Linked DNA regions of Homo sapiens: region 1 is linked to region 2. Evidence: read pairs that join two places in POLR2A ChIA-PET (ENCODE). Cell type or tissue: HepG2. All regions are shown on one strand. Region 1 has its middle 6.4 kb from the start of ITGB4. Region 2 overlaps MYO15B (myosin XVB).

Region 1 (5,000 bases), 100 kb after region 2:
GCATACTTAAATATTCAGCCTTAAAAAGGAAGGAAATCCTGTCACATTCAACACATGAATGAACCTCAAGGACGTTATGCTAAGTGCAATAAGCCAGTCACAATAAGAAATACTGAATAATTCCATTTATATGAGACATCCAGTGTAGACAAATTCATAACAGACAGGAAGTAGAATGGTGGTTGCTAGGAACTGGGCATGCAGAAGGGTGAAATGGAGAGTTGCTTAATGGGTACAGGATTTTAGTTTTGCCACATGAAAAGTTCTGGTGATCTGTTACACAACAATAGATATATTGAACTGTACACTTAAAAAATGGTAAAGATGGTGAACTTTAACGTGTTTTCAGGATCTTTTTATATTTTATTTTATTTATTTATTTATTTTAAGACGGAGTCTCGCTCTGTCGCCTGGGCTGGAGTACAGTGGCGCGATCTCCGCTCACTGCAAGCTCAGCCTTCTGGGTTCACGCCATTCTCCTGCCTCAGCCTCCCGAGTAACTGGGACTTCAGGCACCTGCCACCACTCCTAGCTAATTTTTTTTTGTGTTTTTTGTAGAGACGGGGTTTCACCGTGTTAGCCAGGATGATCTCCATCTCCTGATCTCGTGATCCACCTGTCTCGGCCCCCCAAAGTGCTGGGATTATAGGCATGAGCCACCATACCCGGCCCATCTTTTTTAAAAAAAAATATTTTGGGTTGCTGTGTAATAGTAATTTTTTAAAGTTTCTATAACTCAAAACTTTATTTAAAAAAGCATTTACCCTGCATTTTTAGGGGAACATAGTTCATTCCCAGTTGATTAAAGGAAGCTCTATTTTTTTTTTAATCAGAAAGACACTTATTAAATGTAGAAAGGAGCTGGGCACAATGGCTCACACCTGTAATCCCAGCACTTTGGGAGGCTGAGATGGGAAGATCACCTGAGATCAGGAGCTCAAGACCAGCCTGGCCAAATGTCGAAACACCGACTCTACTAAAAAAAAAAAAAAAATTTAGCCAGGTGTGGTGGCATGCACCTGTACTCCCAGGTACTCGGGGGGCTGAGGCAGGAGAATCACTTGAACCCAAGAGGTGGAGTTTGCAATGAGCTGAGATCACGCCACTGCACTCCAGCCTGGGCAACAGAGCGAGACTCTGTCTCAAAAAAAAATAAAAATAAAAAATAAAAAATTTAAAATTTAAAAAATAGGGCTGGGCACAGTGGCTCACGCCTGTAATCCCAGCATTTTGGGAGGCCAAGGTGGGCAGATCACGAGATCAGGAGATCGAGACCGTCCTGGTTAGTACGATGAAACCCCGTCTCTACTAAAATACAAAAAATTAGCCGGGCGTGGCGGCACGTGCCTGTAGTCCCAGTTACTCGGGAGGCTGAAGCAGGAGAATGGCATGAACCCGGGAGGCGGAGCTTGCAATGAGCTGAGATTGTGCCACTGCACTCCAGCCTGGGCGACAGAACAAGACTCCATCTCAAATAAATAAATAAATAAATAAATAAATATTTAAAAAATTAAAATGTAGAAAGGAAGGTAGAAACAGAAAATTGCAATTTTTCAGCCCCAAAAATGATACAGGTGCCCTTAGACTTATAATAGGGTTATGTCCAGATAAACCCATTGTAGGTCAAAAATGTAAGTGGAAGATGCATTTAATACCCTGATAAATCCATAGTAAAGTAAAAAAAATCTTAAGTCAAATCATTGTAAGTCCAAATGCTCAACTTATGATAATGTTACATCCCAATAAACCCCATCTTAAAGTTAAAAAATTCTAAATCAAACCATCTAGGTTGGGGACAGTCTAATTGATTCAAGCCAGGGTCACCAATGAGTGCTAAAACGATTCAGTGAAAGCTTGTTGGGAAACGGACAGGGAGACAAAGCATCATCCTCCTCCCCTAGATAACCTCCTTTTTTTTCTTTTTATTGTTTAATTAATTTTTTTTTGAGACAGAGCCTTGCTCTGTCGCCCAGGATGGAGTGCAGTGGTGCGATCTTGGCTCACTGCAACCTCTGCCTCCTGGGTTCAAGCAATTCTCATGCCTCAGCTTCCCAAGTAACTGGGATTACAGGTACGCGCCACCACACCCAGATCTTTTTTTTTTTTTTTTTTTTTTTTTTTTCTGAGATGGAGCCTTTCTCTGTTGCCCGGGCTGTAGTGTAGTGGTGTGATCTTTGCTCACCACGACCTCCACCTGCCGGGTTCAAGCAGTTCTTCTGCCTCAGCCTCCCGAGTAGCTGGGACTACAGGCACATGCCGCCATGCCTGGCTAATTTTTGTATTTTTAGTAGAGACGGGGTTTCACTATGTTGGCCAGGCTGGTCTCAAACTCCTGACCTCATGATCCGCCCGTCTTGGCCTCCCAAAGTGCTGGGATTATAGTCATGAGCCACAACGCCGAGACTTTTTTTTTTTTTAGTAGAGACGAGATTTCCTCATGTTGACCAGGATTGTCTTGAACTCCTGGCTTCAAGTGATCCACCTGTCTTGGCCTCCCAAAGTGCTGGGATTACAGACGTGAGCCACCGTGCCCGGCTTATTGTTTAATTTAATTTTTTTTTCTTTTAGAGAGACAAGATATCACTCTGTCTGCCAGGCTAGAGTGCCGTGGCTTGATAGCTCACTGCAGCCTCGAACTCCTGGGCTCAAGGGATCCTTTTGCCTTACCTCACAGGTGCACGGCACCACACCCAGCCAATTTTATTTTTATTTTTTGCAGAGCCGGGGCCTCCCTGTGCTGCCCAGACTAGCTTTGCACTGCTGTCCTCAAGCGATCCTCTAGCCTCAGCTTCCCAAAGTGCTTGGATTACAGGTACATTACTTCTTTTTTTATTTTATTTTATTTTTGAGATGGAGTCTCGCTCTGTCGCCCAGGCTGGAGTGCAGTGTCGCGATCTCAGCTCACTGCAAGCCCCGCCTCCCAGGTTCACACCATTCTCCTGCCTCAGCCTCCGGAGTAGCTGGGACTACAGGTGCCCGCCACCACACCTGGCTTATTTTTTGTATTTTTAGTAGAGACGGGGTTTCACTGTGTTAGCCAGGATGGTCTTGATCTCCTGACCTCGTGATCTGCTCACCTCGGCCTCCCAAAGTGCTGGGATTACAGGTAGATTACTTTTTTTTGTTTTTTTTGAGACAGTGTCTCGCTCTGTCGCCCATGTTGGTGTGCAGTGGCGCGATCTCGGTTCACTGCAAGCTCCACCTCCCGGGTTCACGCCATTCTCCTGCCTCAGCCTCCTGAGTAGCTGGGACTACAGGCGCCCGCCACCACGCCCGGCTAATTTTTTGTATTTTTAGTAGAGACGGGGTTTCACCATGTTAGCCAGGATGGTCTCGATCTCCTGACCTCATGTTCCACCCACCTCAGCCTCCCAAAGTGCTAGGATTACAGGCATGAGCCACCGCACCCGGCTACAGGTAGATTACTTCTTAATCACAAAGTGAAAATTGGTATTTTTACGTTGGGAGAGATGGCAGTCACTTCCTTAACCAAGTGATTGGCTTAAGCATCACTACTAGGCACCTGGCATCAATTGCCACCTGCAAACCACACAGCACCACCTGTGACCATCCTTGCCAAAAATATTTAACTTAACTCTAATCTGACCTTTAGCCCTATACCTCAGTTTACAAGGGGCTGAAAGAAAGGCCCAGCGACACCATGAGGAAGCATTCCAGAAGGAAGCTTCCCATGAGGAAGACAAGTCAAGAAAGGGGAGCATTCTGCAGGACAGCTGGCCCAACTCCTTAAAAGGTCAACGTGGGGGCCGGGCACAGTGGCTCATGCTTTTAATCCCAGCACTTTGGGAGGCCGAGGTGGGTGGATCACTTGAGGCCAGGAGTTCAAGACCCACCTGGCCAATATGGCGAAACCCCTGTCTCTACCAAAAAGAAAATACTAAAAATTAGCTGGGTGCAGTGGCACACACCTGTGGTCCCAGCTACTCGGGGGACTGAGGCAGGAGAATCACTTGAGCCCAGGAGGCAGAGGTTGCAGTGAGCCAAGATCTCGCCACTGCGCTCCAGCCTGGGTAACAGAGTGAGACTGGCTAAAAAAAAAGTGAACGTGGGCTGGGCGCGGTGGCTCATGCCTGTAATCCCAGCACTTTGGGAGGACGAGGCAGGCGGATCACGAGGTCAGGAGATCGAGACCATCCTGGCTAACATGGTGAAACCCCATCTCTACTAAAAATACAAAAAAAAAAAAAATTTGCCAGGGGTGGTGGCGGGTGCCTGTAGTCCCAGCTACTCCGGAGGCTGAGGCAGGAGAATGGGGTGAACCTGGGAGGCGGAGCTTGCAGTGAGCTGAGATCGTGCCACTGCACTACAGCTTGGGCGACAGAGCGAGACTCTGTCTCAAAAAAAAAAAAAAAGTAATGTAGGGCAGGGGATGGGATGGTGAGGGTTCTATTTTAGAATGACAAAGAGACAAAACAATCAAATGCAATAGGTGGCATGGATTGGACTCAAATTCAAAAGGAAACCTTTATAATAGACATTTTGGAGTCAACTAAGAAAATTTGAATATGGACTGAATCACACATCATTTAATGGAGACATTATTTCCTTAGGTGTGAAAAGGGGCCGGGCTCAGTGGCTCACACCTGTAATCCCAGCATTTTGGGAGGCCAAGGCGGGCAGATCACCTGAGGTCAGGAGTTCAAGACCAGCCTGGCCAACACGGCGAAACCCCGTCTCTACAAAAAATACAAAAATTTAGCTGGGCGTGGTGGCATGCACCTGTAGTCCCAGCTACTCGGGAGGCTGAGGTAGAATTGCTTGAACCCAGAAGACAGAGGCTGCAGTGAGCCGAGATTGCACCATTGTACTCCAGCCTGGGCAACAAGAGCAAAATTCTGTCTCAAAAAAATAAAGGGGGGTATTGAGGTTACGTGGGGGACTGTTCTTGAGAGATACATGCTGGAGTGTTTAGGATGAAATGGCAGGATAAGTGCAACTTCAAATTTAAAAATATACAAATGTTTAACAAATATATAAAT
Region 2 (5,000 bases):
TTTCTCTAGGACTAATGACGTTGAGCATCTCAGACATTAGTGCCACTCCTTTGGAGAAATGTCTGTTTCTCCTCTGCCCGTTTTTAGTTTTTAATTAATTAATTAATTTTTGAGACAGAATCTCGCTCTGTCACCCAGGCTGGAGTGCAGTGGCGCCATCTCAGCTCACTGCAACCTCTGCCCCCTGGATTCAAGCCATTCTCCTGCCTCAGCCTCCCGAGTAGCTGGGATTACAGGCACCTGCCACCATGCCCAGTTAATTTTTGTGTTTTTAGTGGAGATGGGGTTTTACTATGTTGGCCAGGCTGGTCTCGAACTCCTGACCTCAGGTGATCCACCTCAGGTGATCAGCCTCCCAAAGTACTGGGATTACAGGCATGAGCCACTGCACCCGGCCTTTATTTTTTATAATTATTATTTTTTATTAAAAAAATTTTTTTGAGACAGAGTCTTGCTATATCATCCAAGTTGGAGTGCAGCTGGGTCACACCTGTAATCCCAGCTCCTCAGGAGGCTGAGGCACGAGAATCACTTGAACCTGGGAGGCGGAGATTCAAGTGAGCCGAGATCGCGCCATTGCACTCCAGCAGCAGCATGATCTCAGCTCACTGCAACCTCCAGCTACTGGTTTCAAGTGATTTCGTGCCTCAGCCTCTGGAGTAGCTGGGATTACGGGCATAGGCCACCAAGCCCGGCTAATTTTGTTGTTGTTGTTGTTTTTCTTTTGAGATGGAGTCTCGCTCTGTTGCCCAGGCTGGAGTGCAATGGCTTGGTCTCAGCTCAATACAACCTCCGCCTCCTGGGTTCAAGCGATTCTCCTGCCTCAGCCTATGAAGTAGCTGGGACTACAGGCACCTGCCACCATGCTCAGCTAATTTTTGTATTTTTAGTAGAGACAGAGTTTCACTATGTTGGCCAGGCTGGTCTTGAACTCCTGACCTCGTGATCTGCCCGCCTCGGTCTCCCAAAGTGCTGGGATTATAGGCGTGAGCCACCACGCCTGGCCTTTTTTGTATTTTTAGTAGAGACGGGGATTCACCGTGTTGGCCAGGCTGGTCTCAAGCTCCTGGTCTCTAGTGATCCTCCCACTTGAGCCTCCCAAGGTACAGGGATTACAGGTGTCATACGGGTATGAGCCATTGCACCCGACCAGTGGTGTTACTTTTTAATAAGTTCTGCTGCTCTTTTTTTTTTTTTTGCAAGATAGGGTCTGACTTTGTCACCCAGGCTAAAGAGCAGTGACCCAGTCATAGCTCCTACCTCAGCCTCCCAAGTAGCTAGGACTACAAGGACACGCCGTCATGCCTGGCTAATTTAAAAAATCTTTTTTGTAGAGATGAGGTCTTGCTATGTTGCCCAGGCTGGTCTTGAACTCCTGGTCTCAAGCAATTCTCCTTCCTCAGCCTCTTAGAGTGCTGGGATTACAGGCATGAGCTACCGTACCAAGCTAAGGGAAATGATTTTTTTTTTTTTTTTTTTTTTTTTGGTCAGTGTGCATATGGGGAACTGATCTGAACCCAGGTATTCTAGGCCCAGGGTCAGAGAGTCAGATCTTAATCCCTCAGGCTAAACAGTCTCTCAATTTACTCGTTCTCCTTCCTCCCTTCCTCCCTCTCTCCCTCCTCCCTCCTCCTCTCTCTCTTTCTTTCCTTCCTTCCCTTCCTTCCTTCCTCCCTCCCTCCCTCCCTCCCTCCCTTCCTGATGGAGTCTTGGTCTGTCACCCAGGCTGGAGTGCAATGGCGCGATCTCGGCTCACTTGAATCTCCACCTCCCAGGTTCAAGTGATTCTGGTGCCTCAGCCTCCTGAGGAGCTGGGATTACAGGTGTGCTGTAATTTTTGTATTTTTAGTAGACGGGGTTTCACCATGTTGGCCAGGCTGGTCTTGAACTCCTGACCTCAAGTGATCCACCCGCCTTGGCCTCCCAAAGTGCTGGGATTACAGGCATCAGCCACCGCACCCGACCCTTGCTTTTCTTTTGAAGTATCCTATTCTTTTCCTGTCGTTTCTGTGAAGCATCCAGGGCTTCTCTGGTCCAAAGTCAGTTTTTACATGAATGTCAGGCTTAAGGGATTCCAGTGCCAGGCAGGAAGCATAAGTTTGGACTCTTCATTTCGCCCCCGCTCTTTCCCGGCCTCCAGGAAGCGGTACCTCCGGCGGCGGGCAGCTTTGGGACAGCTGAACACCATCCTGCTGGTGGCCCAGCCCCTGCTCCAGAGGCGGCAGAGACTGCAGGTGCAGGGGCTTGGGTGGGGCGGTTCAGGGTAGAAGCCAGGCTGCCTGAGCTGGCCGAGCTGGCCAAATCCCAGCAGCGTTGACCCTCTCAGCCCGGCCTCGCACGGGCTGTGGCTTCAGACACAGTGCTCCTTGAACTCATCCCTTTTCCCTCCGGCCGGGGTAGGCCGGGGCCCTTGGGAGGTGCTGTCTTCCTCCATCCCTGCCTACTCTCCCCAGGGCCTGGCTCTTCCCTCTTGCCTGGGGTTCCCATCCCCTCCAGGCCTCCCCTGGGCCCCGTCCGCTCCCCTCTTTTGCATGATGACTCAAATCTAAGGTCTATAAAGCGACTCAAAGGTCAATGCCCACGTGCTACCCCCTCTCTGGCCCCTCCCTGGCTGGACTTTGTCCCCTGGGACCATTTCTTCCCTTCTTCCTGCCCTCTTCCCGGTGCCCTGGCAGATGGGCACAGACGCCCACAGTGCTAAGGCTGGTGAGGGCCCTGGAGGGCCAGGGGTGGCTGGCCCCTCCTGATCTGTTCTCACTCCTTTGCTGAGAACCTCCCAGGGGCAGGAGGGGACAGCTGAACTTCAGAGCTGGGGAGGTGCCCCCAGGTGACTCACATGGGAGGCATCAGCTCTTCCCACATCTCTTCCAACAGCTTGGGCGTTGGCAGGGCTGGCATAGCAGCGAAAGGGCCTTGGAGAGAGTGCCAAGCATGGTAGGTGGCCTGGAAAGTGGGGGGTTTTACATGGGGCTATGAACCTGCTGAGACTGGGACAGCTTAGAGGGCTGCCAGGGTGCTACCGTGGGTCTTGTCCCTCAGGGCCATGCATTGCACCTCCTGAGAAGAGGACCGGGGTGCTCTTGGCTCTTGGTTTCCCTCAGAGGGTCTTTGGGGCTCTGTTTGTTCGAGTGTCCAGGGTCAGAATCCTTGGTCTTTGGCTGGGTGTGGTGGCACACACCTGTAATCCCAGCACTTTGAGGTCGAGGTGTGAGGATTGCTTGAGCCCAGGAATTTGAGACCAGCCTGGGCAACATGACAAGACCCCATCTCTACAAAAACAATAAAAATTAGCTGGACACAGTAGCACATGCCTATAGTCTCAGCTACTCAGGAGGTTTGAGGTGGGAGGATCGCTTGAGCTAGAGCCTCAGAAGTCAAGGCTGCAGTGAGCCATGATGGTACCACTGCACTCTAGCCTGGGTGACAGAGTGAGACCCTGCCTCAAAAAAAAAAAAAAAAAAAAATCCGTGGTCTTTGGAAGGGATGTTTATAATCTTGGGGTTGAGGGTGTGGGGAGGGACACTGGTCCCTAGGCCCCTCCTGTGGATCCTGGGTAAATGAGTCCCCTCTGCCAGGAGCTGGGGCGCTTGGAGATCCCGGCTGAGCTGGCCGTCATGCTGAAGACGGCGGAAAGTGAGTCTTGTTGGTGTCCTCTTGTTAGGACTCCTTCTCCAGTCCCTTTACTGTGGGGTGTGTCTGTCCCTTGTGGTTCCTCCCTCTGATGCTCCAGACTCCCCTGAGCTCATCACTTGGGTCCCTGTGGACAGGGGCTGATGGCTCGTGGTGAGGGATGGAGGTGGTCCCAGGGCCAGGTACCACACCTGGATGCTCCTGGGCTGCCTCCCGGTGCTTGTTCCCAGGCCATCGGGACGCCCTGGCTGGGAGCATCACCGAGTGCCTGCCGCCTGAGGTTCCTGCCCGGCCCAGCCTGACTCTCCCAGCAGACATTGACCTGTTCCCTTTCTCCAGCTTCGTCGCCATCGGCTTTCAGGTGGGCGCCCAGGCCTAAGCTCTTCCCGCTGGCCTCACCGCTCTGAGTTAGCACCTGCCTGACAGATGCTGCGTTTTTTTCCCCGCTGTCAGCTCTTGCCCTCCTTCCTCCCCAGCCTTTGGGGCTGTGAGTAGCGCTGAATTGCTCTGAAAATAACCGTTGAATGTAATTGTCTCACCATAGAGCGTTACTGGAGATAACAGTTGGTGTTATTGAATGGGAGACGTTATTTAGATCCACGATGCCACACCTTTGTTGTACCTGCGGTAGTGCCCTGCTTTTGAAGTCATGACCTTAAAGAATGTTTATTGACAAGGGAAATTGTCCAGACTTCAGCAGTAAATACAAATGCAGGTTCAAAACTGCACATACAGGTTGGACATGGTGGCTCATGCTTGTAATCCCAGCACTTTTGGGAGGCCGAGGTGGGTGGATCACCTGAGGTCAGGAGTTTGAGACCGGCCTGGCCAACATGGTGAAACCCCGTCTCTACTAAAAATACAAAAATTAGCCAGACATGCGCCTGTAGTCCCAGCTACTCAGGAGGCTGAGACAGGAGAATCACTTGAACCTGGGAGGTGGAGGCTGCAGTGAGCTGAGATTGTGCCACTGCACTCCAGCCTGGGCGACAGACAAGACTCTGCCTCAAAAAAAAAAAAAAGGCATTAAGATGCATTTCTGTCCAGCCCCTCTGCCTCTCCCGAGGTGCCTGCTCCGGTGGGGCTCCCCTGGGCTGTCTGATAGCTGGTGAGCATGGACTGAGCCCTCTCCTTCCTTGCAGGAACCGTCCCTGCCCAGGCCAGGGCAGCCACTGGCGAAGCCCCTAACCCAGCTGGATGGAGACAACCCTCAGCGTGCCCTGGACATCAACAAAGTGGTGAGTGACACATTGGAGAAGGGACAGGATAGGCGCCTGGGAGCCCCGCACGTCCTGTCCTTACCCGGCTGTGTCGGCAGATGCTGCGGCTCCTGGGGGACGGATCCCTGGAGTCCTGGCAGAGGCAGATCA

Evidence for each region. ChIA-PET counts read pairs that join two places held together with the same protein. Peaks named below come from ENCODE experiments on the same cell type or tissue, not always from the same donor. Only the 100,000 strongest peaks of a DNase experiment are listed, where the experiment ranks them.
Region 1: POLR2A ChIA-PET joins it to region 2 with 10 read pairs; 3 of 35 experiments call an interaction of 5 or more read pairs at or near these places.

What each region holds. Positions count from the first base shown.
Region 1 is chr17:75,712,519-75,717,518 of GRCh38, forward strand. No RefSeq gene overlaps it. Among named protein-coding and RNA genes, the nearest start is that of ITGB4, 6.4 kb to the right of the region's middle. In HepG2, no CTCF peak of the experiment used is centred here; no DNase peak of the experiment used is centred here; H3K27me3 peaks cover 747 bases.
Region 2 is chr17:75,608,026-75,613,025 of GRCh38, forward strand. MYO15B (myosin XVB) reads left to right here. Exons shown (of 64, transcript NM_001395058.1): 22 at 2,141-2,234; 23 at 2,875-2,934; 24 at 3,576-3,633; 25 at 3,861-3,991; 26 at 4,773-4,868; 27 at 4,949-5,000. Among named protein-coding and RNA genes, the nearest start is that of MYO15B, 23 kb to the left of the region's middle. In HepG2, no CTCF peak of the experiment used is centred here; a DNase peak (open chromatin) is centred at 2,586; H3K4me3 peaks cover 785 bases.